3 separate regions of the Homo sapiens genome follow, and all the other regions are linked to region 1. Evidence: read pairs that join two places in POLR2A ChIA-PET (ENCODE). Cell type or tissue: Panc1. All regions are shown on one strand.

The links. Peaks named below come from ENCODE experiments on the same cell type or tissue, not always from the same donor. Only the 100,000 strongest peaks of a DNase experiment are listed, where the experiment ranks them.
Region 2: POLR2A ChIA-PET joins it to region 1 with 15 read pairs; 4 of 35 experiments call an interaction of 5 or more read pairs at or near these places.
Region 3: POLR2A ChIA-PET joins it to region 1 with 10 read pairs; 11 of 35 experiments call an interaction of 5 or more read pairs at or near these places.

Annotation. Positions count from the first base shown.
Region 1 is chr3:190,036,776-190,040,775 of GRCh38, forward strand. All of the region lies in intron 1 of P3H2 (prolyl 3-hydroxylase 2), which reads right to left. Among named protein-coding and RNA genes, the nearest start is that of P3H2, 82 kb to the right of the region's middle. In Panc1, no CTCF peak of the experiment used is centred here; no DNase peak of the experiment used is centred here; H3K27ac peaks cover 2,010 bases.
Region 2 is chr3:190,187,408-190,191,407 of GRCh38, forward strand. No RefSeq gene overlaps it. Among named protein-coding and RNA genes, the nearest start is that of P3H2-AS1, 68 kb to the left of the region's middle. In Panc1, no CTCF peak of the experiment used is centred here; no DNase peak of the experiment used is centred here.
Region 3 is chr3:190,099,681-190,103,680 of GRCh38, forward strand. All of the region lies in intron 1 of P3H2 (prolyl 3-hydroxylase 2), which reads right to left. Among named protein-coding and RNA genes, the nearest start is that of P3H2, 19 kb to the right of the region's middle. In Panc1, no CTCF peak of the experiment used is centred here; a DNase peak (open chromatin) is centred at 2,101; H3K4me3 peaks cover 1,436 bases; H3K27ac peaks cover 3,572 bases.

The DNA.
Region 1 (4,000 bases):
CTGCCCTTGAGCGATGATCCCTTCTCCTCCACTGTGATGTAAACCAGGCAGCAGCCATGGTACATGAGATACTTACACTGATTCATTTAACAACAAAGGCCTCCAAAGGCATGGAAAAACTGAATCATCATTCTTTGAGAAACTATGTTGGCAACGTTGGAAAGATAAAAATATATATATATATTTACTTGGTAATAGAATAAAATTTTCAATTAACAACAACAACAAAATAGTATCATGGATTGGCACATGCAGAAGCCCAAACAATAGTAATAATGTTTATGTCTGCAAATATTTTATAGTTTATTCTGGCCAATCATATAGCTCATCTCATTTGACACTTAGGAGTGAAGGGATTATCTGCCCATTTCATATATTAAAAAAACATTGTGGTTGGATAACTTGAGATCATATAGCTGGAAAGGAGAGCATTAAGGTGTATAATTTATACCTTTTCAACTTAATTCTAGAATTCTGACACTGCCTTCCCTAAAAGGAGAAGCAAATTATAAGTAAAAATCTATATTAATGATTCTTAACATTACTGGATCATTACTTTTAGAATCTAGTATAAGCTCTAGATTTCTCCCCAGAAAGATGATCACATCTACACAATTTTATGTGCTTCATAGATCCCTAAGCTTCAGGAAAAATATGGACCCTAGGGAAGAATCATTGCTCTGGATAGAGTCTGCAGAAGAAAATAAGATACCGTGGCTCAGATTTTAGCAAATAGTTTGACTTAGTTACCTGAATCAATTCTTGTCCCTTGATGTCAACACGTCAATCTGTCACATCTATTCACCTTATTAGCATGACTCTCTGTTTTCTTTTTACAATTACTGATCAGCATGACTTTAAAGGTCATTTTAAATTACTGACACTTATTTGAGATATGAATGTTAATGATTATATGGTAAGACATTTTAATAAAGTCAATTTATAAGCAATTTAACTATGGCTATTGTGTCTAAAACATTTCTTGCGCCTCCTTTATGTCACATATTGCAGACACTCAATATTTGTTAAGCAAAATAATAGTTTCTTTAAAATGAGACAACAGAATATTTCTATTGCAATGAAAGCATCACACATGGGCTCAAATAACAATATCGATAAGCCATCACCAACATTTATTTTTGTACAAAGCCACTCTCCTGCCTAAGTTGAAACTTCTCCACTGATCTCAAAGATCTCCAAGATCTAATGACAAGCTAATTCACACTGGTGATGAAAACTATCTTTTTAGAAAATCAGCAAAAATAAAACTGAATTAGAAGTTGGTATTGAGATATAACTAAATCTAAGAGAAAATTAGATCAAATTGCTTTTGATTTCCATTCATACTGTTTCACAAAATGCTTATCTACTGTGCCTAACACACTGCAAGTCAAGACCTGTCGCGAGCCGAGATTGCGCCACTGCACTCCAGCCTGGGGCACAGAGCAAGACTAGGTTTAAAAAAAAAAAAAAAAAAAAAACTGTCACAAACAAGGAAACCTGATTGGCTGCAAGCTTCCTGGAGACTATGAGTGAGTAACATGATGAGATAAACAGAACTTTTGGCACTAGAAGTGCTGTGGCCTCTCAGCCTCCTGAGCATACAGTCTTCCTCCAAACACCAGATACACCCCTGCATTATCTCAATCACCCCAGGTGTCCTCCTAGATAAAAACCTAGATATTCAACAAGAAGAACTAACTGCAGAATGAAAAAAAAAAAAAAAAAAAAAAAAGTGAAACCCAAACAGGAGTAGAAAAAAGTCACATAAAATAAAAGCTGATGACTTTTTAGTTCCCTTTCTGCCTAAAGCTCCAGGGATGAAATAAGGATAGAAGCTGGCATTATAGCTAAAAGAAAGTTGGTCCCCTAGGATGCATTAATCACTGAAGCCAGAGGTGGAAATGACTGCAGAGGCCATTTATTTCATCCCCAAGACAAGCCAGAAATATACCTTATAGTTTCCTTCCTAAAGGACATACAATATTTATCATACACTGAATGAAACCATATGCCACAATAATTCACATTTATGGACAAGGCAGAGGTTAAAAGTTTTAAAGAATAAACTGCAGTTAGTATGCTTCATGAAATCCTACTCTTTAACTCTATGTTTAAGAATTGAGGACTGTGGCCAGGTGCGGTGGTTCACGCTTGTAATCCCAGCACTTTGGGAAGCCAAGGCGGGCGGATCACCTGAGGTCGCGAGTTCAAGACCAGCCTGACCAACATGGAGAAACCCTGTCTCTACTAAAAATACAAAATTAGCCGGGCGAGGTGGCATATGCCTGTAATCCCAGCTACTTGGGAGGTTGAGGCAGGAGAATTGCTTGAACCCAGGAGGCAGAGGTTGCGGTGAGCCGAGATCACACCATTGCACTCTAGCCTGGACAACAAAAGCGAAACTCCATCTCAAAAAAAAAAATAAAAAAGAATTGAGCACTGTAAGGAAGGACAATTTTATGGAGCATATGATTGTTGAGTCCTCCACTAATAGTAACAGAATCCCCCAAACGCAACTACCAGCCATAGTTAAATGGCAACTCATGTTTAAATGAAAGCACATATTCAATTTTAATAAGTCTGTACCTTGGTATAATGCTTTGCTTCTCAGTTTGCAAAATTTAATGCATCTAATTCTGATATGATAACTTCATGAAATATAGCATGTGTTATCTTCACAGATGAGAAAACAGGCCCCAAAGATACAAAATTACTAGCTAAGAGTCTTATATATTGTTAATTGCAAAACCGTTGAACCTTTTATTTAAAAACATGTGTTAAGCCCATAGCATGGAGTAACCACTACACAGGGAACCAGGGATATAAAGATAGGGAAAACAAAGTCTTTGCCTTCCAGGCATTCAACATCTACCAAGGAGCATAAAAGAAATGCCCACAAACTCTTAAGTAATATGGACTATGATAAATCCCTCCAAAGGTTTCCAGAACGCATGAGGACTCACAGGAAGGAGGAATCAGTATGAGATTATTCGGGTTGATTTTCTACTGATCATGAGGTCAGTAAGGGGAGAAAATGAGATTTATTGATTCTTGTTTCCCCAGTGAGCCTAGAACACTCTGTAGGTGTTCAGAGTATTGATGGAAAGGAATGAATAATGAATGCATTAAGCTTTCTGTTCCCTGTATTTACTTTCTATGATATTCATTCCTAAAATGATTCACTTTACACTCTAAGAATAAGGAACAGAACAAAAACTCACAGGAATATGGAGAAGTGAGAGCAGTGACTATAGTTGCATTAGATATTTCTTAAATAGATATTTAGCCTTTTAATCTTTTTATATGTAATAATTCAAGATGCGTATCTTCAAGTCCTCAGTAATTGGCATCACACACACACAAAAAACCCGTCTTACACTTTTATCAAATGATATCCAGGCGACCATCAGTTACAGAACAACTGCACATTTGGCTGCATAGATTCCAGGGGAGATTTGAAAAACCTGGGATGAAGATATTTGTAAAGCACCACCAGATATTTAAACAGTTTTTATTGGGTCTATAAACCATTGTGGTACTCATTCGGTCCATAAACCTGGTGTGCACACAGGATTACCTGAGGCTTGTAAGGGAGAATGCCAACTAATGGTTACTGAATCCACCACCTGCAGAATAACTTTGGAAAAGCAGCTTGTTCCATCAGAGTCAAGACACGAGAACACCATCTTTTCATAAAGACATGGAATCTGATCTGACTGGTCATCTAAGGGCACCAGATATACGACTAAAAATGTTCATATTCATCACCTAAGGAAGGTAATGCTTTTATGTTTGCTATCACAAACATAGACAGTAGTGTTTTTCCAGGAATGGTGATAATATTGCCTTAAGTCATTTACATCTTCTGATTTCTTGGTTTCACACAAAGTATCCCTGACTTAAGACAAACTGCATCATTGCCTGTGGAAAGTTATTGGAATAGCAGATACATTGGATACATTTCTGTTATGAACTCTATGCAAAAAATGAGCTGATT
Region 2 (4,000 bases), 150 kb after region 1:
ACCAAAGATGCTGCTCTTGTGTTGCTCTATAACCTGCATTTTAATTTTTTAGTTTGTGAAGTGGGAGAAATATTAACTTATTTTTCACAGCTGACCTAAAAACTTTTTAATTAAATATAAAACATCCTAAAAATTGAATTTGATTATACATGCCTAAACAACAAACTTGCACAACTTAATTTTTTAAAAAAATCCTAATCTGCAAAACTTAATCATTCTGGAACTGTTCTGAAGCCACAAGCCCTGAATTTTACTTATTTTTGTTTGTTTGTTTATATTTTTTAATATAGAGTCTTGCCCTGTCACCCAGGCTGGAGTGCAGTGGTGCAATCACAACTCACTACAGCCCTGAGTTCCTAGGCCCAAGCATTCCTCCCACCTCAGCTTCCTGAGTAGCTGGGTCTATAGGTACATGACACGCCATCTAGCTAATTAAAAAAAACAAAAATTATAGAGGTAGAGTCTCTCTGTGTTGCCCAGGTTGGTCTCAAACTCCTGGGCTCAAGCAATCCTCCTATCTCAGCCTCTCAAAGTGCTGGGGTTACAGGCATGAGCCACGGTGCCCAGCCCCTGAATTTTTGTAAATTGTGTGTTTGCCATCCCATCTCAAGCTCAGGGAGAATATAATATTCCTTCTACATGTTTAAAAACAGGTAATATATTAACCTAAGAAAACCTTGCTTTGGGATTAGAAATGCAGAACCCTTTGCATACATTGCTGCTGTATATCTAAGCTTTTGGCCACTGGTTCTATATAATCTTCTGTTTAATGATCTATTGTCCTACTTTGATTTGAAGATGATGTTTTGAAGGAAAAAAAAATCCCATGATTTGTTTCATAGAATTGAGATTTGAGTCCTGGCTTTGTTATTGCCTAGCTGGGTGACCGTTGGGCAGGCTTCTTTGTTGTTTATACCTCAACTATTTCATCTGGGCCTGTAAAAGTATTCCCTTCGGACACTCTTGATTCATAATTACTTTCTCAAGATCATCACTGGCATTCAACTTGGTCCTGTGCTACATCAGTGCAACCTCCTCAGGCCCACATTTTTATCCTGGTAACATCTCTCTGTTTTTCTTAACTGCTTTTTCCTCTACCCCCTCATGCACACACAAGCTGTTTGGTTGGATAATTGAAACTAAAAATTGTACATTCTTGAAAATCCTAAGATATTTCTAAATGGAACCTAAGTTTTTTCCTCTCTCTGTACCCTACAAATATTATTGCATCTGCTAAATAGCTTTCTGGAGCCCAACTTCAAATCAAGCATCTTGGAAATAGCAGAAATATTTAAATTGCCTCTGAATTAGTTGTGAAAATAATAAGACATAAGATATTGGTATTTATAAAGGCTTCATTGATACTGCCAGTTCCTATAGAGTTCCCCGAATATATTGGCTGTTGCTCCAGTATAAAGCAATGAATAGTAATAATTTACAATGAGATGAATTGACTATTAAATTTATTAAATTCAGCAGGAATTTCTCCCTCTGGATTTAAGACCCACTACCATGCAGCTCAAACTCTGTCATTAGTTCCATCTTCCATTGAACCCCAAGGCCCTGTCAGATAATATGGATTATGTGCTTCATTTGAATATGCCTTTGCATTCACATTTCATGTCTGTACTCATGTTGACTCTTTGATTTGGCAGAATAATAGCCTGGTTATTAATAAGAGTCTACATTTGCACAGGCATCTCCATGGTTTTTCCAATAACTGATTCCCATTTTGCAAAAGAAAACAGTGAAAACTGAGGAAAGAAATGCCATATTGCTAGAAAGCTACAGATCTGAGATTAGAAACTAGGTTTCAAAGCTTCACCATGGCCATATTGCCTCTCCTGGTATGATTGAAATGCAAAGAAAGATACTTTTAATAAATGCAGCCATATATTGTGTTGTTTAATGAATTATATATGAACAAATATACACATATTCTGACCCAATATGTCAATAGTGCTGAGGCTGAGAATTATTGGTCTACACTGAGGGTACAGCAAACTTTTGAACTGGCATTCTAAGCACTGGTCTTTGAAACTGCTAGCAGTACTATGTAATATGCTGATGGAAGAAAGGGCTGACTCCTCCACAAAGTGCTTTTGCTCCAAATTTTAGTAGAATTGTGACAAATTTGCTGGTGAGATTTGAGGCTGAATTTTTTAGAATGAATTATATAGATTCTCAACTTTAGCCTAGAACAGCAGTCTCAAAGAGATCCAGGCACCCTTAGAGGATCCTGAAACACTTTTAGGGAGTATTACAAATTAAAACATTTTTGCGATAATATTAGAATGCTGTTTCACTTTTATTTTTTTATGAGATTAGAACAGTTTTCCAGAGTCAACATAATTTGCAATATTGCAGCAAATTAAATTCAGAAGCCAGTATGAGCATCCAGCTGCTTTCTTTTAAGCCAGACATAAAAGAGATTTGCGAAAATGTATAACAACATCACTCTTCTCACAATTTTTTATTTTATAAAAAGATAATTACTTTTCGGCCAGGCACGGTGGCTCATGCCTGTAATCCCAGCATTCTGGGAGGCCAAGGCAGGTGCATCACATGAGGTCAGGAGTTACAAATCAGCTTGACCGACATGGTGAAACCCTGTCTTTACTAAAAATACAAAAAATTAGCCGGTCGCGGTATGCCCCTGTAATTCCAGTCACTCAGGAGGCTGAGGCAGGAGAATCGCTTGAATCCGGGAGGCAGAGTTTGCAGTGAGCTGAAATCGCACCACCACACTCCAGCCTGGGCAACAGAATGAGACTTGATCTCAAAAAAAAAAAAAGTTATTGTTTATAATTATGTGATTTATGTTAACATATAATGGGTTTATTAAATAAAATAAATAAATAATTTGGAAAGTCCCCAGTTTTCATTTCTAATATAGGAAATAGCAATAGATGTAACCTACATAAACAGAAGCACTTTGGAATCCTCAATATTTTCAAGAGTATAAGGAGGTCAAGAGACCAAAAAGTTTGAGAATAGTTATTATAGTGCAGAGCTTCTTAAACTTTAGTATGTGTATTAAATTTCTGCATATGTATAATATGTTAAACCGCATGCTGATTCTCTAGGTGCGATGGTTCATTTTATGTCAACTTGACTAGCACACTGGGGTGCCCAGATATTTGATCAAACATTATTTTGGGTGTGTCCATGAGGGTGCTTTTGGATGAGATTAACATTTGAATAATTGAACTGAATAAAAAATAAAGCGGGTTGCCCTCTAACATGAATGGGGCACATTCAATCAGTTGAAGACCTCAATAGAAGTAAAGGCTGAACCTTTCATGAGTAGCAGTGAATTTCCTCCTGCCTAACTGTCTTGAGCTGGCATATCAATTGATGTATTCCTTCGAACTAAAACTGAAGCATCTTGGGTCTTGAGCCTATAGCCCTTCACACTGAAACTATACCATTGGCTCTCTTGGGTCTCCGGCCTGCTGACAGCATATTTTGGGAATTGTCAGACTCCATAATTTTGTGAGCCAATTCTTTGGAGAACCCCGATCAATCCAGTACTTCTGGGGTGGTACCTGAGATTCTGCATTCTGTCTACCTTCCAGATGATCTTGGTCCATGGACCACACTTCTAGGAGCAGAGGTCAGAGCACCAACGTAACCTGGGAGTTTATTACAAACACAGAACCTCAGACCCTGAGTTCAGACCCAGTGAATCAGAATCTTCATTTTTAACAAGATTCTTAGCTGGCCCATTTGCACACAATAATTTAAGAAGCACTGTTCCAGCGTGGTAGTAATCAGTCCTGAGTATGGAGTAGAATCGCCTGAATAGCATTAAAAAACAAACAAACAAATGATGTCTAGACTCCACTCCAATTAAATCAGAATCTCAGAGAATAGAGCCTGGATGGGTTTTAAAAACTGCACAGATGACATTAATGTGCAGTCATGAATGAAAACTATTGGTCAAAAATAAAGACTGAAGGCCAACAATGACCGTCTTTGAGGCTCTTAATGAAAGAAA
Region 3 (4,000 bases), 63 kb after region 1:
AATCTATAAACTGCTTTATTCATAGAAAAAAGATGGTATTAACAATATATATCTTGATCTTTTTTAGCATTATGGAAAATAAGGAAAATTGTGAAGAAAGTTGAATGTTAACCACTGGTTTACACCATTTCAGAGCGGAGTCTGCAGAACTGTGTGGCAGGTACAATACCTTTATCTAAGAGGAAGAGGTACTGAGGCTAATTGTAGAATTGAGTGATGAAAACTAAAATATTTCTTCAGAACCCTGACACTGCTATAAAATACCACTTCTGGCTGGACATGGTGGCTCATGCCTGTAATCCCAGCACTCTGGGAGGCCGAGGTGGGTGGATAACCTGAGGTCAGGAGTTCGAGACCAGCCGGCCCAACATGGTGAAATTCCATCTCTACTAAAAATATAAAAATTAGCCAGGTGCAGTGGTGGGCACTTGTAATCCCAGCTACTTGGGAGGCTGAGGCAGGAGAATTGCTCGAACTGGGGAGGCAGAGGTTGCAGTGAGCCAAGATCACGCCATTGCACTCCAGCCTGGGCGACAAAGAGCAAAACTCCGTCCCCCGCCCCCCCCGCCGCCCCCCCCCCCAAAAAAAACACTTCTATGATTGCATAAGGCTTGCCAAGGTCATTTTTCTCTGCAATGTATTCAATATTTTATATTACCTAAGCTTATTATCTTAATGTCTAAATGTCACAATTTTTGGTATTGAGGATAAGATACTAGGATTTATTAAAATGAGGAGTGAACAACTGCTGAGAGTTTCATAGTTTAGTAGCATTTAATAAATTTTTTTATCAGTGGAAATATTCTGCCAAATATTAAAATATATTGAAGCTGGCAGAGACTTCCAAGATTACATATTACAATCACCTCATTTTGTAAAAGAAGACTCTGAGGCCAAGAAAAGGTTAACTATTATAAAGCCCTACAGAGTTAGTAACATAATTAAAACTAGAGCCACACTTTCTATATTCCTCACTCTAATACAGTTTCCAAAATGTTCCACCCAATTTCATGCTATTATTCTCAAACTGACATATGAAGTTGGTATCATCATGAAAGGTCTGTCTTTACAAAACTATGATCAAGTGCAGAAAATGGTGTTTTTGAAGTATGTAAATACAGGCATACCGCTTCTGATTGTGCTTCATTTTATTGCACTTTCCAGATATTGTTTTTCACAAATTGAAGGTTTGTGGCGACCTTGCATCAGGCCACTTCTTTCAGTGCCACTTTTCCAACAGCATGTGCTCACCCCATGTCTCAACGTTACATTTTGGTAATTCTCACAATATTTTAAACTTTTTCATAGCTACCATTACTGTTACGATGATCTGTGATAACTGATCTTTGATGTTACTATTGCAGCTGGTTCGGGCCCCACAAACCATGCCCATATAAGATGGCAAACTTAATAGAAAAATGTTGTGTGTGTTCTGATGGCTTCATCAACTCACCATTCACCTGTCTCTCTCCCTGTCCTCAGGCCTCCCTGTCCCCTGAGACACAACAACACTGAAATTAGGCCAATTAATAATCCCACAATGGCTCTAAGTGTTCAAGTTAAGAGTCACATATCTCTCACTTTAAATCAAAAACTAAACATGATTAAGTTTACTGAGGAAGGCAGGTCAAAAGCCAAAATAGAATAAAAGCTAGGTTTCTTGCATCAGTTCACCAAATCATGAACGCAAAAAAAAAAAAAAAAAAAAAAAAAAGCGATTGAAGGAAATTAAAAGTGCTACTACAGTGAACACATGGATAAGAAAGTGAAACAGCCTTACTGCTGATATGGAGAAAGCTTTAGTGGTCTGGATAGAAAATCGAATCAGCCACAACATTCCTTAAGACCAAAGCATAATTCAGGGCAAGAGTCAAACTCTCCTCAATTCTGTGAAGGCTGAGAGAGCTGAGGAAGCTATAGAAAAACAGTCTGAAGCAAGCAGAAGTTGGTTCATGAGGTCTAAAAAAAGAAGCCGTCTTCATAAACATGAAAGTGCAAGATGACGCAGCAAGCGTTAATGTGGAAGCTGCAACAAGTTATCCGGAAGATCTAGCTAAAGTAATTAATAAAGGTGGCTGCACTAAACAACAAATTTTCATTGTAGATAAAGCATCTTCTTGGAAGATGTCACATAGGACTTTCTTAGCTAGAGAAAATGTTAATGCCGGATGTTAAAGCTTCAAAGGACAGACTGGCTCTATTGTTAGAGCTAATCCAGCTGGTGACTTTAACTTGAAGCCAATGTTCATTTACCATCCCCCAAATCCTAGGGCCCTTAAGAATTATGATAAATCTACTATGCCTTTGCTCTATAAATAGAATAACAAAGACTGGATGACATCATATCTGTTTACAGTATGGTTTACTGAGTATTTTAAGCCCACTGTTATCTGCTCAGAATAAAAGATTCATTTCAAAATATTACTGCTAATTGACAATGCTTCTAGTCACCCAAGAGCTCTGATGGAGGCGAACAAAGAGATTAACGTCGTTTTCCTGCTTACTAACATAACATCCATTCAGCAGCCTGTAATAGAGGAGTAACTTTGATTTTCAAGTCTTATTATTTAAGAAATATACCTTGTAAGGTTATGACTGCCATAGATAGTAATTCCTCTGGTGGATCTGGGCAAAGTAAACTGAAAACTTTCTGGAAAGGATTTACCATTCTAGATGTCATTAATAGCATTCGTGATTCATAAGGAGAAGGTCAAAATTTCAACATTAACAGAAGTTTGGAAGAAGTTGATTCCAACTCTCATGGATGATTTCGAGGAATTCAAGATTTCAGTGGAGAAAGTAACTGAAGTGTGGTAGAAATAGCAAGAGAACTAAAATAAAAAGTGGAGCCTGAGATGTTAGTTAATTACTGAAATCTTATAATAAAACTCGAACAGATAAAAAGTTGCTTCTTAAGGATGAGCAAAAAAAGTGGTTTCTTGATGTGGAAACTACTCCTGGTGAAGATGCAGTGAACACTGTTGAAATGACAACAAAAGATTGAGAATATTACATAAGCTTAGTTGATAAAGCAGTGGCAGGGTTTGAGAGAATTGACCACTTTGGAAAGAAGTTTACTGTGAGTAAAATGCTATCAAACAGCACAGTATGCTACAGAGAAAGTGTTCAAAAAAGGAAGAGTTAATTAATGGGGCAAACTTTCTTGTTTTTTTGTTTTCGTTTTTGTTTTAAATGCCAGTCACTCCAATTTACAGTAACCACCAACCTGATCAGTCAGCAGCCACCAACACTGAGGAAAGACTGTCCACCAGCAAAAAGACTGTATCTTGCTGAAGGCTCAGATACTTTTTAGCAATAAAGTATTTTTTAAAATTAAGGTATGTACATTGTTTTTTAGACATAATGTTATTGCATACTTAACAGACTAAATTATAATGTAAACACAAATTTTATATGCACTGGGAAACCAAAAAATAAAAATTGTGAGGCTTGCTTTATTGCAATGGTCTGGAACCAAACCTGCAATATTTCTGAGGTATGCTAGTTTTCTAAATAACTGTGTAAAATCATATGGACAAACCTATGTCCTAGGAGAACTGACAATTCAAATTCAACAAGCATGAGTTTCCATCACGTGCAAGACTCAAATAGTACTATCAGCCATATGTAAATGTTTAGGTCAAAGATTCACACACAATAATCTGGAATTTAGGAGGTATTGATCATAAGACTATCAGACTTAATCTGGGACAATGGGTTACAGGAAAAGAAATCATTACTTAGAAACTTTTTTTCCCTATTCCAAACTCTGTGTAAATTGGTTTTCCATAAATAACACATTAGGTAAACCTTTGTTAACTATCTTATTGGGAAAGTGGACCAGGATGATCAAATCTGTATTTATTTATGAAGAGTTAAATCACAGTGTTCTAGAGGAGCTCATCTACAGACATATAAACAAGTGAAAGGGCAGGCTGGTGGCAAGGCTGAAAGAGCACTGGGACTTTTCCATACTTCTAAAGCAGAGGTAGGAAAGAAT